Linked DNA regions of Homo sapiens: region 2 is linked to region 1. A link is a loop called in an ENCODE intact Hi-C map of the cell type or tissue named here. Cell type or tissue: endothelial cell of umbilical vein. All regions are shown on one strand.

The links. Hi-C counts contacts between places; a loop is a spot of excess contacts. Peaks named below come from ENCODE experiments on the same cell type or tissue, not always from the same donor. Only the 100,000 strongest peaks of a DNase experiment are listed, where the experiment ranks them.
Region 2: a loop joins it to region 1, with 8 times the contacts of the local background. A loop is called at or near these places in 1 of 110 quality-filtered maps.

The regions. Positions count from the first base shown.
Region 1 is chr4:184,571,612-184,579,611 of GRCh38, forward strand. No RefSeq gene overlaps it. Among named protein-coding and RNA genes, the nearest start is that of LINC02427, 38 kb to the left of the region's middle. In endothelial cell of umbilical vein, no CTCF peak of the experiment used is centred here; DNase peaks (open chromatin) are centred at 2,310 and 3,470; H3K27ac peaks cover 2,240 bases.
Region 2 is chr4:184,684,162-184,692,161 of GRCh38, forward strand. It overlaps PRIMPOL (primase and DNA directed polymerase), which reads left to right. Exons shown (of 14, transcript NM_152683.4): 10 at 1,248-1,337; 11 at 1,415-1,523; 12 at 7,338-7,420; 13 at 7,505-7,551. Among named protein-coding and RNA genes, the nearest start is that of PRIMPOL, 38 kb to the left of the region's middle. RefSeq lists an enhancer at 4,013-5,212. In endothelial cell of umbilical vein, no CTCF peak of the experiment used is centred here; a DNase peak (open chromatin) is centred at 4,460; H3K27ac peaks cover 2,491 bases.

The DNA of each region.
Region 1 (8,000 bases):
ATCAATAAATACAAGACCTTTGGCTGGAGAAACTCACAGTTCTTGGCCTGGAATGAACAACCAACAAATCATTGCAATTCTATGTGATGTGCATTATTGTAGCATCATAATGATCTTTTCTTTTTCATATGTTCCCCCAAATGACAATGGCCCAACAAAATGTAAATGGAGGTTACAGGGATCCAGCATCTTAAACAATTCTTCTATGCTCCCTCTCCAGGTTCCTCTGCCAAGATGCAAATACTCCAAGAATGACAATGCCTTTATCAAATCCATTCTCTCTTACTTGAAGTCAGCCTGAGGTCATAGGATGCAACTTTCCCCAGATAATTTTGCCCCATCCTTCATAAACCTTCAAATCTAGCCTGTGACAGACTTCAAAGACAAAACAAAACAAAACAAATTTTCCTGTTATTCACATTTTTAAAAACACCTGTTAACTTCATCACTTTATTCTTTTTCCAATATCAGTGTAGAAACCACAAATTGCTTTGAAAATAATACATTATTAACATCATCAAACATCAAAAATATCAGGCAGAACAAATAACTTTATAGAGTTTGTCTAAATAAGACAATTGGAAAGACAAACTTTTAAAGTATCCTAATTTAATAGAAAATTGTTCAAAATACGATGAAGCAAACAGAAAAAAAACTTAGGAACCAGTATCATGAAAAGAAAGTAAATACAGTGAGCTGAGCTTTGGGTGTGTTTATCATGAAAATGGAAAATGAGAAGGAGCCAACATGCAGTGATCTGAATAAAAGGTGTTATTACTAACATATTTTAGTAATAAGCAAACTGAACTATATTCATCCCTTCATCTACTCAATGACCAAAAGGAATAATGCTTTAGGTTTGCGCAACTTTGGTTAAAAGGATGAAAAACCTTTTGAGCTATTTAAAAAGCAACTAATTGGGCCAGGCGTGGTGGCTCATAATTCTAGCACTTTGGGAGGCCAAGGTAAGAGGATCACTTGAGCTCAAGTATTTGAGACCAGCTTGGGCAACATAGTGAGGCCCCACTTCTCCAAAAAAAATTTTCAATTAGTCAGGCATGGTGGCGCACACCTGTAGTCCCAGCTACTTGGGAGGCTGAGGTGGCAGCATCTCTTGAGCCTAGAAGTTTGAGGCTGCAGTAAGCTATGATTGCACCCCTACACTTCAGCCTGGGTGACAGAATGAGACCCTGTCTCAGAAAAGAAAAAAAAAAGTAACTGAAATTAAATTAGACCAACTGTAGGATTAATTTAATTTAATTTGGAGTAGTTTAGGAAAACATGTTTCCTGAAGAAATGACAACCAAAGAATGACAGACACTTCCTTAAATATCTAAAAAGCTGCTAATGTCTTTGTTTAGATAGCTGTCACTGACAAAGGACCAACAATGATGGCTTTTACTTTTATAAAAATTGTAAGACTTTGGGTTAAAGATGACAAAATGAAGCCTAATAACAAGTTCTACCTCTCTTAACACCTAAAGACAACAGAAAAAGCACAAGTCACCTGGAGTAACCAGACACAGAAACAGGTCAGGCTGTAAACTTCAGAAGGAGACGATGGTCAACAAAAAGGGAAAGAAAATGTTGGCAAGGCCCATCCAGGTGCCAGATCCGCTCCCACCAAAGAAAAGAGGTCTGGAGCCACTGGGCAGTACACAACAGGCAGTGTCTAGGGCCACAAAGCCATAAGGACCTCCAAGGACATTTCAGATCTCAAAAAAATGTTATCCTATCAAAATGAAAAATATAAGAATAAAAATTAATTAAAATGTTAGGTCTATACTATAAAAACCCTTTCAAAAATTTTATAGGAAAATTATATTTAGTCTGGGCGTGGTGGCTCACACCTGTCATCCCAGCACTTTGGGAGGCCAAGGCAGTTGGATTGCTTGAGCCCAAAAGTTCCAGACCAGCCTGGGCAGCATGGCAAAACCCTGTCTCTACCAGAAACACAAAAATTAGTGGGGCGTGGTGGCACACGCCTCTAATCTCAGCTACTTGGGAGGCTGAGGCACGAGAATTGCTTGAACCCAGAGGCAGAAATTGCAGGGAGCTGGGATTGCGCCACTACATTCTGATCTGGGTGACACAGCAAGACTCTGTCTCAAAAAAAAAAAAGAAAAAAAAAAGATTAGCATTGACTTCACTTTTACTTTAGTCATTTTTTTCTGTTAAATTCAAGTAAAATACAACCACCCAAGTAAAAAAAAAAAATCTTGTTGAATTAGCTCAATGGAAGAAGGAGATGATGAAGATAAGAACGGTAAATAGAAATGACTCAATCTGAACAGAGACACATGGGCTGAAAAAAATAGAGTCTCAGGAAGCCTTGAAATAACAAAAGTTCTAGCGTTCATTTCACTGGAGTCATACAAGGAGAAAAGACATCATAAGAAGCTGAAAAAAGAATTTAGAGAAATAACAGCTGAAAACATCCCAAATTTGGTGAAAGACATAAGTCTTCAGATTCAAGAAAATCTGAGTGAACTCCAAGTTAAATAAATCCAAAGCAGTCCCTACCAAGACACATCATAATCAAACTTCCAAAAGCAAAAGGCAAAGAAAGCAATCTTTTTTTTTATTTTGTTTTTTTTTCTTTTTTTTTATTATACTTTAAGTTTTAGGGTACATGTGCACAACATGCAGGTTTGTTACATATGTATACATGTGCCATGTTGGTGTGCTGCACCCATTAACTCGTCATTTAACATTAGGTATATCTCCTAATGCTATCCCTCCCCCCTCCCCCCACCCCACAACAGGCCCCAGTGTGTGATGTTCCCCTTCCTGTGTCCATGTGTTCTCATTGTTCAATTCCCACCTATGAGTGAGAACACGCGGTGTTTGGTTTTTTGTCCTTGCGATAGTTTGCTGACAATGATGGTTTCCAGCTTCATCCATGTCCCTACAAAGGACATGAACTCATCATTTTTTATGGCTGCATAGTACTCCATGGTGTATATGTGCCACATTTTCTTAATCCAGTCTATCATTGTTGGACATTTGGGTTGGTTCCAAGTCTTTGCTATTGTGAATAGTGCCGCAATAAACACACGTGTGCATATGTCTTTATAGCAGCATGATTTATAATTCTTTGGGCATATACCCAGTAATGGGATGGCTGGGTCAAATGGTATTTCTAGTTCTAGATCCCCGAGGAATCGCCACACTGACTTCCACAATGGTTGAACTAGTTTACAGTCCCACCAACAGTGTAAAAGTGTTCCTATTTCTCCACATCCTCTCCAGCACCTGTTGTTTCCTGACTTTTTAACAAAGAAAGCAATCTTAAAAACAATCAGTAAGAAATGAAACGTTTCCTGCAGGGGAACACCAACCCAAATAACAACAGAAATCATCCAAAATCACAGAGGCCAGAGGAGGTGACGTGACAATTTGCAAGTCTGAAAGAAAACGTCAACTGCACATTCTATATTCAAAGAAAATATTCTTCAGAAAGGAAGGGGAAATAAATGAAAACGCCCTCAGACCAAAGAAAACAAAGAGAATTTGTCACTAGCACGCCTACCACTAAAGAATAGCTGAAGTAATTTTTCCAGATAGAAAGGAAATGATAACAGAAGAAGGCCAAGAACTTGAGAGGAAAGTAAGAACCATGGAATGAGTAAAACTAAAGATAAATATAATAGACTTGCCTTCTTCTTATGAATTTCTGAAATCATATTTGATGATTAAAGCAAAAATTGTAATAGCATATGTTGGAATGCTCAATATAAAAAAATAAATATTTGAAAGAATTATACCTAAAAAGTAGAGAGGATAAAGACCTAAATGAAAGTAAGTTTTCAATGCTCCACTGCAAGGAGTTAAATGTTGATAGCAATAGGCTAAGTTATAGATATATACTGTAATACCTACAGCAACCACCGAGAGAGCTATGTAAAGTGATATACTCAAATACAGTATAAATTAAACAAGATGGAATTTTAAAAGTGATCAAGTATCCCATGGGAAGACTAGAACAGGGAAACAGGAAACAAACAGAAAACAAATAATAAAATGGCAGAATTAAGCTCTAACACATCAAGAATTACTTTAAAAGTACATGGTCTATCAATTTACCTTTGATGTAAAGAATAGAGATGGCAGTTTAAAGAAAATAAAACATAACCCAACTACATGCCATCTACAAGAACCTCACTTCAAATACAGCATAAATAAGTTGACACTAAAAAAAAAAAGAAAAGAAAAGAAAAGAAAGAAAAGAAAAGAGAAGAAAAGAAAAGAAAAAAGATATGTTATGCTAACATCAGTAATAAGCAAGAGTTGGCCAGGCGTGGTGGCTCATGCCTGTAATCCCAGCACTTTGGGAGGCCAAGGCAGGAGGATCACCTGAGGTTGGGAGTTCGAGACCAGCCTGACCAACATGGAGAAACCCCGTCTCTACTAAAAATACAAAAATTAGCCGGGCGTGGTGGCACATGCCTCTAATCCCAGCTACTCAGGAGGCTGAGGCAGGAGAATCACTTGAACCCAGGAGGCAGAGGTTGCAGTGAGCCGAGATTGCACCACTGCACTCCAGCCTGGGCAACAAGAGTGAAACTCCGTCTCAAAAAAAAAAAAAAAAAAAAAAAAACCCAAAAGTGGTTGTATTGATAACAGATAAAATAGATTTCCAAAAAAAGTTAATAAGGACATTACATAATGTAATAAGAAACATTACATTATAATTTAAAAATCTTTATGTAAAGAGACACATTACATAATGATTTAAAAATCATCAAAAAGACAGAGATCCTGAATGTATGCATCCAACAACAGAGCTTCAAAATGCAAACAAATGCAAATTAATGCTTTTTATACAAATGAGCACTGTAGCAGTCTCATTTATGCAGAATTATTTTTGTCTATCCATCTTTCCTCGTCTATTTTTCTTTTCTTTTTTTTTTTTTTGAGATGGAGTCTCACTCTGTTGTCCAGGCTGGAGTGCAATGGCGCGATCTTGGCTCACTGCAACCTCCACCTCCCGGGTTCAAGCGATTCTCCTGCCTCAGCCTCCTGAGTAGCTGGGATTACAGGCGCCCACCACCACGCCTGGCTAATATTGTGTGTGTGTGTGTGTGTGTGTGTGTGTGTGTGTGTGTGTGTGTGTGTTTATTTTAAGTAGAGATGGGGTTTCACCATGTTGGCTAGGCTGGTCTCAAACTCCTGACCTCAGGTGATCCACCCGCCTCGGCCTCCCAAAGTGCCGGTATTACAGGCCTGAGCCACCATGCCCGGCCCACCTGTCTATTTTCCCATCCTTCTATCTGTCTGTGCATGTGCCAAGAGGAGAGAGAATGGCATGGTGTTTTCCTGGATTGATGACAGCTATTTCTAGATCATGGAGGTGGGAATGCTTATTGGTCATCTTCTTCTTTTTTATATTGATTCATTTTTTAAAAACAAGCATTTTATAACAATAAAGTAATAAAAATAACTAAAATAATCTAAAAATAATTGAGTTGAATATTTAAACTTTTTATTGACATTTCAAATTAGATTCTAATTAGATTTTAGAACAGCCTCTCATAGAAGCAGACGTACTCAATTATGTTAACTCTGTGGTTTCATTTCAGCAATTTGTTTTGCGAAGGGACACAAATCCAACCAGATTTTAACAGTGTGTACATATTTATTAATTAAATTACAGTTACAATACCCTCAACTCGCCATTTGAATAAAGGAGAGCATCCGATCTCTGTTCTGGGGCACCGAGCATTATAGGTGTGTGGAAATACCGATGCCCTCAGCCGTGGGGCAGGCTCAGTGGGACCTGGAGTGCTGGAGCCCCTGGGCCATTCACCTCTGGCCACAAAAGCCATTGTCCATTTACCCTCAACTGCTATAGAAATATTATTTTCAGTGGTTGTTAAGATGCGAAAGAAAAGAAGCAGGGAGATTTATTAAGCCTTTACGTATAAGTTACGTTAGTAAATAAAGTGGACTTTCTGGCCAGACGAGGTGGCTCACGCCTGTAATCCCAGCACTTTGGGAGGCTGAGGTGGGTGGATCATGAGGTCAGGAGATCAAGACCATCCTGGCTAACACTGTGAAACCCTGTCCCTACTAAAAATACAAAAAAAATTAGCCAGGCGTGGTAGCGGGTGCATGTAGTCCCAGCTACTCGGGAGACTAAGACAGGAGAATTGCTTAAACTTGGGAGGCAGAGGTTGCAGTGAGCCGAGATCACGCCACTGCACTCTAGCCTGGGCGACAGAGTGAGACTCTGTCTCAAAAAAATATATAAATAAAATAAAATAAAAAATGAAGTGGACTTTCTTCTGGCTTAACTAAAAAACTATACTAGTATTTATGCCTTTTGGAAAATGGAGATGCCAATTTAAATATTATGAAGCGGAGCAATTGATTATTAGGTAAGACAACCAATGGCAACTGCAGGGGTTATGGGTTACATGTATAAGAATATTTCATAGCAATAATCTTTTAAGACTATGTGATGAGACTCCACAGTTAGGCAGAAATTAGAACAGAATTAATACTACTGTGTAGGCTCTCAGTTCACCAATTTATCACAACTAGCTTTATGATTCAGGAGGGCATCTGTTCTTTTGCAATTGGAAGAAAAAAAATATTTTATTTTTCTATTCTTTAGATTTTCTTCACTAACAGTATTTCCAAGGCTAAGTAAGGGAGTTACAAGTAGCACCAAGAGAAAAAAGCAGGGTTGAGCAGCTTTTAAAATATGGTCTTAAAATATGGAAAATAGAGCCAGGTGTGGTAGCTCACACTTGTAATCCCAGCACTTTGGGAATCTGAGGGAGGAGGATTGGTTGAGGCCAAAAGTTTGAGACCAGCCTGGGTAGCATAGCAAGATCCCTATCTTTACAAAAAGAAATAGTCATGTTTTAAAAAAATAGCTGTATGTGGTGGTGCATGCCTAGAGTCCTAGTTACCTGGGAGGCTGAGGTAGGAGGAGCTCTTGAGCCCAGGAGTTCAAGTCTGCAGTGAGCTACGATTGCACCACTGTACTCCAGCCTGGGCAACAGAGTGAGACCCTGTCTCTCTCTCTATTATATAATTTTATATATATATATATATATATATATATATATATGGAAAAGGGAAAGGGCCAAGAATATCAAAGACATTATTGAAGAAGAGGAAAGATTTATCCTGCCAAATATCAGAACTTTTATAAAGCTGTGGCAATTAAGACAGTGTGGTCTTAACTGATAAACTGACCAATGAAACAGATAGAGAGCTCCCAAACAAATCTCCATAAATTTAATCTTTGATATGTGATGTAGATCACATGGCAGATCAGCAAGGAAAGGAAGGACTTTTCAATAAATAGAATAGAAAAATAATGGTTATTGATATAGGAAACAAAATGAAATTATATTCCTACTTCACTCTATATACAAACATTAAATTCCAGATGGACCAAGACTTACATGTCAGAAACAAAACTTTAAAACTTTTATTACAAAATGTAAGTGAATGAGACACAAAAAGGCATTTAACCATCAAAAAAGATTAGAAATTTTGACTATCACAAAATTAAGACCTTCTTACATCAAAAAGTGAAAAGATAAGCCGGGCGCGGTGGCTCACGCCTGTAATCCCAAAACTTCGGGATGCTGAGGCAGGCGGATCACCTGAGGTCAGGAGTTTGAGACCAGCCTGGCCAACATAGTGAAACCCCGTCTCTACTAAAAATACAAGAAATTAGCAAGACATTGGTGGAAGACACCTGTAATCCCAGCTACTTGGGAGGTTGAGGCACAAGAATCATCTAAACCAGGGAGACGGAGGTTGCAGTGAGCCACTGCACTCCAGCCTGGGTGACAGAGCGAGACTCCGTCTCAAAAAAAAAAAATTAAAAGTTAAAAAAATAAAAAGAGTGAAAAGATAAACTATAAACTGGAAGAAGATATTTGCAGTACCTAAAACCTACACAAGATTAATATCATATCAACAAAGCATAAGGAGCTCCCATGAATTCATTTTTAAAGTAGCAACCCAACAGAAAA
Region 2 (8,000 bases), 110 kb after region 1:
AATTAAATGATACTGGCTGGGTACGGTGGCTCACGCCTGTAATCCCAGCACTTTGGGAGGCCAAGGCAGGCGGATCATGAGGTCAGGAGTTCAAGACCAGCCTGACCAATGCAGTGAAACCCCGTCTCTACTAAAAATACAAAAATTAGCAAGGCGTGGTGTTGCACGCCTGTAATCCCAGCTACTCAGGAGGCTGAGGCAGGAGAATCGCTTGAACCCAGAAGGCCGAGCTTGCAGTGAGCCGAGATCGCGCCACTGCACTCCAGCCTGGGCAACAGAGCAAGACTCTGTCTCAAGAAAAAAAAAAAATTAAATGATATTTAAAATAGGTCATTCTAAATTACTACAGTAGCTTTTTAGATAGAAAATATAATTGTATTGTCAGTACCTTCCAGCTAAAGGTCTCAGGGCACACACCTGTAGCAGGTCAGCTGAGTGTATTGCCAGGAAAGCAATGGTGAGCACACACCATGGGAAACTTCAGTAAAGTGGGGCATCTTGGGAAGAGGAGGTTGGAAAGGACCGGGAGGATTGGATTTGGGCTTGGAATGGGTGGCTTGGGGGAGTATACCAGGAAGTTTGGGGTTTGTTCTGAGTTGGGTGTTGTTAGGGACAATTCTAGGACTGGTTTTCTTAGTAAAGCTTAACTGAAAGGAAATCAGAATAGAAATTAACACTGTACTTTGTTAAAAAAAACAAACAAAAAAACCAGCAGTTGCTTCTGTTAGCTGGGATCGGGGGTGTTGGTCATGTTTGTGGTTTGGAAGATGTTCCTGTTTTGCCTGTGTTGGGACATGATTACAGAGTGGTTATCTTTGTGCCTTGAGTCCTCATGACCACAGGGGCCTTATCTGTTGTTGAAGTTCTGTGAGATTGCCTGTGTTCACAGGAGAATGCCCGGCTGAGGTAGGCGTGCCAGGCTAGTGCATGGCAACACCAAGACCTGGCTGATGGAGCTAGGCCTGTTATGGACGTGAGGGACTGCCTTTCTCTTTGCCAAAATGAAGACAGCAGTTGAAATTATTTCAAACGCTTTTTATGAAATTAGTTAACATTTGACCTAATTGAGAGGTTTGAATCTTACCTGCTTCCTTGTAGTGTCACAAACATGAATTGACTGAAATTGCAAAGAGTGAGGGAAGGCTGAGAGATTGCAAAACCCGTAATTGTGCTCAACAACATTTAATCAAAATTTAACTTCTCAACTTTCAGCTATTGTAATTTATAAACCATTCTCTCTGTTGCAGTAGAAACCATTGAAGGTTTTCAGTGTTCTCCCTATCCTGAAGTTGATCATTTTGTTCTTTCTTTGGTGAATAAAGATGGCATTAAAGGAGGTAAAGTTAATCTCATCCTTTGTTAACTGTTATATGATAGAGTGATAGTAGCTTTAGAAACATTATTTGCATTTTAGGAATTCGGCGTTGGAACTACTTTTTCCCAGAAGAATTACTGGTTTATGATATTTGTAAATATCGGTGGTGTGAAAACATTGGAAGAGCCCATAAGAGTAATAATATAATGTAAGTAATATTAATGATTTGTGTGTATTTAACCAATATTATATTTTAAATATTTATAACTTTTAAAGTTGCGAATATGAAAACTATTTTGTTTTAAAAATAAATTTAGTTGTATTAAATTTCTTTTTTTTTTCCAAGACGAAATCTTGCTCTGTCGCCCAGGCTGGAGTACAGTGGCGCGATCGCGGCTCAGTGCAACCTCCGCCTCCTGGGTTCTAGCAATTCTCCTGCCTCAGCCTCCTAAGTAGCTGGGATTACAGGCGCCTGCCACTACACCCAGCTAATTTTTGTATTTTTAGTAGAGACAAGGTTTCACCATGTTGGCCAGGCTGGTCTCGAACTCCTGACCTTGTGATCCACCCACCTCAGCCTCCCAAAGTCCTGGGATTACAGGTGTGAGCCACTGCACTCAGCTGTTGTATTAAATTTCTATTTGTTGTATATGGTTAGCATTACATAATATTTAATTTAAATGTTGTGATTATTGCGTTGCTTCTAGCATGTCAGCTTTATGTGTACTTTCTTTGCTAAGATAACCCCTTAGTATATGTGGAGAGGACAAAGGTGGGGTTGAGCAGGGCTGGGAGAAGGCTGTGGGCAGGGAGCAGTGAGGATGGGAAGCATGCCTGTCCTTCCTGTTGCCATTGGCCCTTGCCACCTTATGGACTCTACGTCGAAAGTGCGCAGGTTTGGGCAAGAAGGGATCTCCTCAGTTAGTGTTAAGAGCTGGAGCTAGGATTGTGTTAACTCGTTCAAGACACAGCATGGTACTGAGGGAACTAGTATTTATTGAATGCTTGCTATATATGCCAGGCCCTGTTTTAGAGATTTTCTTTAAAACGCCCATGGGAAGAGGAGGGAAAGTAAAGGATGAAGTAAAGCCAGAAATAGAACTTTAAAATATAAAAGGATGTGATTAGAATAGAGATAAATAGATACCCAGTAGTTATCAGTTATGAGGTGAGAAATTTTGCTGTTTTTTATTTCATGTCAAAGCAACTCCCGTATCCTCAAGCATATGCGGCCTGTGTGCTGGACATGGGGAATGATCGGGAAGCTCTTGCTGGGAAGCTGGAAACACATTGGGTAGCATGGTTCAGTGCCATACTTGATATACTTAGATTAATTCAGTTTAAAAAAAGCTTGCAAAAACTATATGCTCAATACACAAAGCTATAACGTAGAAAACACGAAGGAGATACAGTGCCACAGCCAGGGCATAACTGCAGCTATCAGTTGACGTTTCTTCTGTTCTTTTTTCTATGCGTATTAACTTACCAAAAAATCATTATTACATGGTGATCATAACACCTTGTATTATGTCTCCATAATCTATTCTGTTTTTTAACCGTGGAATATATCATACATACAAAAGTATAGATAACACACTTTTTTTTATTTTCTGAGATGGAATCTCACTCCGTTGCCCAGGCTGGAGTGCAGTGGCATGATCTCAGCTCACTGCAACCTCCGCTTCCTTGATTCAAGTGATTCTCCTGCCTTAGCCTCTCAAGTAGCTGGGATTACAAGTGTGTACTACCATGCCCGGTTAATTTTTGTAATTTTAGTAGAGACGGAGTTTCACTATGTTGGCTGGGCTGGTCTCAAACTCCTGACCTCAAGTGATCTGCCCGCCTTGGCCTCCCAAAGTGCTGGGATTACAGGTGTGAGCCACCGCACCCAGCCGATAACACACTTGTATACGCACATTTTAAAGACTAAAGTGACCACCTGTTGTATCTGCCGCCCACCTTAACAACCAGAAGCTGATCAAACCTCAGAAGCACCTGTGGGCCCAACCCCAATTTCCTTCTCTCCCTGGCCCTCAGAGATGGTAGCCAGTATCCCGATTTTGTGTTCATCTTTTCCTCGCTTTTATGATTTCTCCCATATACGTTCATATCTCTAAACAATATACTGTTTTCTTTTTCTTTTCTTTTGTTTTTTGAGACAGAGTTTTGCTCTTGTCGCCCAGGCTGGGGTGCAATCGCACGATCTCGGCTCACTGCAACCTCTGTCTCCCGGGTTCAAGCAATTCTCCGGCCTCAGCCTCCCGAGTAGCTGGGATTACAGGCATGCGCCACCATGCCCAGCTAATTTTTTGTATTTTTAGTAGAGACGGGGTTTCTGCATGTTGGTCTGGCTGGTCTCGAACTCCCGACCTCAGGTGATCTGCCTGCCTTGGCTTCCCAAAGTGCTGGGATTACAGGCATGAGCCACCGTGCCCGGCCATAAACAATATAGTGTTTTCTTTTGCTTGTTTTCGAATCGCATCCTCTCCCTTGCCTTGCGGTAGCATATCTGTGATTTTCACCCACGTTGCAGTATGTAGCTGTTGCTTATTTGTGTCACTATTGTGCAGCATGCCATGTGTATAAATATAAATAGGCCACAGTTTATCTGTTTTCCCACAGTGGACATTTGGGTTGCTATTATAAACCGTGAAGGTGGGAACCGTGTTGTACATATCACCTAGTATACATGTGCTAGAGTTTCTCAAAGTGGACTTGCTGTGTCGTGGAATATGCACATAATTAATTTTACTAGATCATAAATTGTTTTCCCAAATGGGTGTGCCAGTTTATAGTCCTGCCAGCAGTGTTTTGAGATTTTTCTACTGTTCCATATTCTCACCAACACTTTAGTATTGTTAGGATTAAAAAATTGGTTTTGCTCATCTGGCAGATGTAAAACAATATTGTAGTTTTCTTGGGAATTTCCCTGATTACTAATGAAGTTGAGGATGGATAATCAAATTACATCCACACAGATCAGAAATCTTGCCCAGTGTCAAGCTTTACTAATAATGTAGGAATACAAGGAATGAAAAGGCACAAATGGGGCAGAGTGAGGCCCGGGGCATCTGGCCCGGCTCCCCTGGCCCTTCCTGCTCTTTCTGACTCAGGAGGAAACCCGAGGCAGGCGTGAGCAATCCATGCACACAGCAGGAAGCACCGAGGTTGTGAATCACCTGCATTTTACACTCAAGTTGCACAGCTGGGTGACATTTCCGGAAAGCATGCCTCATAATGCATTGATTCTAGACTTTTTACCAAATGCAGTTCTAAAGTCAGAAACGTCCTACGAAGAGCATTCTGTAGGTAAGGACTGAACTCCTAGCGTTTGGTCCAGACGTTCCCCGATTTTCTTGGTTCATGGTTCCCCTGGTGTCTTTGTTTCTTCACATTTTCTCTGAGGCTGACAGAAATACCCGAGCTCTGGTAATGAATTTCAAACAACTTGGTAAGTGTTTATGTCCGAACAGTTTAGTAGCAGTTTGAATAATAGTATCCATAAACTAAAAAAAAAAGCCACTTTTCATTCTTAAATACAATTACTTATTAATGGGATGTATACTCTCCATTTTTTCATTTTTTTGAGACAGGGTCTCGCCCTGTCGCCCAGGCTTGAGTGCAGTGTGATGGCCCAGGCTTGAGGACAGAGTGCAGGAGCTCACTGCAGCCTTGATCTCCTGGGCTTGAGCGATCTTCCTGCTTCAGCCTCTCACGTAGTTTAGACTACAGGTGTGCCACCATGGCTGGTTAATTTTTAAATTTTTTGTAGGTGGGATCTCCCTCTCTTGCCCAGGTTGGCCTTGAACTCCAGCCTTCAAGCTATCCTCCCACCTCAGCCTCCCAAAATGCTGGAATTACAGGTGTGAACCACCTCACCAGGCCTATGTATGCACTCTTAAACCCTGGAATCAGATTAGACCCCACCCTCCCCAACTCATACCTTGTTCTCCATTGATGTTAATGGTGCTTTTTTTTTTTTTTTTTTTTTTTTGAGATGGAGTCTTGCTCTGTCACCCAGGCTGAAGTGCAGTGGTGCAATCTCGGCTCACTGCAACCTCTGCCTCCTGGCTTCAAGCAATTCTCCTGCCTCAGCCCCCCGAGTAGCTGGGATTACAGGTGCCCACCGCCACGCCTGGCTAATTTTTGTTGTATTTTTATTAGAGATGCGGTTTCACCATGTTGGCCAGGCTGGTCTCGAACTCCTGACCTTGTGATCCACCCACCTCGGCCTCCCAAAGTGCTGGGATTACAGGCGCGAGCCACCATGCCCGGCCTGATGTTAATGGTGCTTTCTATTACAACCACACCCCAAAGCCCAGCTCTACAAAGATGGAGCATGAATGAAAGGAATGAAGTCACATGTGAACTGCAGGCAAGGAGTTTTCAGATTGCTCAAGAAATGTCAAGTATCACTGTGTTTTCTAGCAGTATTTCAATATCCTGCAGTGCCCGGGGCACCTTCCTGTACAGTTTGGGAGCCACAGCATTATTAGCTCATTAATTGGGAGGCCTGTTACTAGAATGTTTAAGGGAAGATTAGACTAAGTCACCTGCCTTTTTTTGCTCCTGGGTGCAGGTCCCTTACCACCTCCCCATCCCACACCTCACCTACTGCCATGGGGAGTGTTAACCATCTTATTTCCTTTTCTGTAAAATGTGGGAACATTTTCAACTATTTAATCAAATCTTTAAGAATTTTAGTGATTATAGGATTGTTTAGGTTTTCTGTTGCTTTTTAAGTTTGCTTAGTTTATTTTTATGTAGTACTTTATTTTACAAAAACTTTCAAAGTTACTGGCAAAAGTTGTTCACAATATTGTTTTCTTAAAAACATATGATGCATTTAATTTCTAATAACATTTGTGTCTTTGCCTTATTTTTAAATCAATTTTACCCTAATTTCATTTTCTTCAAATGTAGGCCTCGTTGATTCTTTTTACTTTTGTCTCTTTATGACTGCCTGCCTTTTATTTATTTATTTACTTATTTATTTATTTAGAGACAGAGTCTCACACTGTCACCCGGGCTGGAGAGCAGTGGCACCAGCTTGGCTCACTGCAACCTCCGCCTCCCAGGTTCAAGTGATTCTCCTGCCTCAGCCTCCCAAGTAGCTGGGATTACAGGTGCCCCCCACCACGCCCAGCTAATTTTTGTATTTTCAGTATAGACGGGGTTTCACTATGTTGGCCAGGCTGGTCTCTTTATTCAGTTCGTTGTTTTCCACGTTAGTCACTTAATCCATGTATCTTTAGCTATTCTTCTTTCATAACACAAGATTTTAAGACTATAAATTACCCTCTAAAGGTGACTTTAGCTGCATTTCACATATTTTAATATGTACACTTCCAGTCCACTCAGGTCTAAGCGTTTTCTAATTTCCACTATTTTTCCTTGAACCATTGGTTGTTTCAAGTTGTTCTTAATTTCCAAATTATGGATTTCTATTAGTTTTATTTCTAAAATTTGCTTTATGCTCAGATGTGTTCTGTATGAAGTGATGATTTTAAATTTGATAAAATTCACTTTATAGCTAGCATGGAATTGGTTTTATAAAGAACTGCTTCATATTTACCTATTAGATCAAACTTCTTAATTGCTTTTTGTCATTCATTTTTTCTGTATCCTTATTGGACCTTTTTTGTGGTTATCCTTTGATCTATAAATTACTGAGAGTATGTTTTTTAAAAACCTTGATTTATGGTAGATTTGTTTATCATTGTGGTCCTGTCCATTTTTGCTCACATATTTTGCAGCTGTATTATTTGGTGAGTACAGGTTGAGAATTGTTACATCTTCCTGGGGGAACTTTCATCAGTATCTACTTTTTGCCCTGCAGTTCATTTTGTGTGATTTTTGGCAACCACCGTTTTGATTGGTATGTATCTATCCTTATCCTTTTACTTTTTAATTTTTCTCCATCTTTAAGTCTTAGGCATATTTCTTGGAACAGCATGCAGCTGGATTTTGTTTTCTACCCAGTCTTGGTATTAATACTTTTTTTTTTTTTTTAAACATAAAGGATTCTGGTTGATCTGAAAAATGAAGTTTGGTATCAAAAATGTCATGACCCTGTATGTAAAGCAGAAAACTTCAAATCTGACTGTAAGTTACTAATTTTTACATTTACCACAAAGTAAAAATTAGATAACTGTAATATGTAATAGTTTTGCTATCTTTCTGATTCAGGTTTCCCATTACCTGCTGAAGTATGTCTCCTGTTTCTTTTCAAAGAGGTAAGTACAGATTTTAGTGTCTTTCTCCTTACCAGGGAGTTCTTGGTACAATAGTATACCTGAGCCATGAGTAGTGTCCAAATAGCATTGAAACCCATTTGCTACCTTGTTTTCACTTATGACTGTATTATAGGAATATATTGTAGTGATTTTCCCATTTCAGCACATATCTGATAATACAAACCTTTTTTTTTTTTTTTTACTGCTGCTTGAGGTGTACAGTTTAATCAGTCCCAGACATTTAAGAAGTTTCCCATATTTTGCTTTTCAAAGTAACAAAATACCCATCTTTGTATTTCTTTGAACATCTGTATCTGTAGGATGAATTTCTAGAAGTAGAATTGTGTCAAAGGGCATATTCAGTTTTAATTTTGGTAGGTATTACCAGGTTGTCAAACCAACATTTTTCTCTTAAAGATTTTTTATTTACCCAAATAATTAACGTGCAT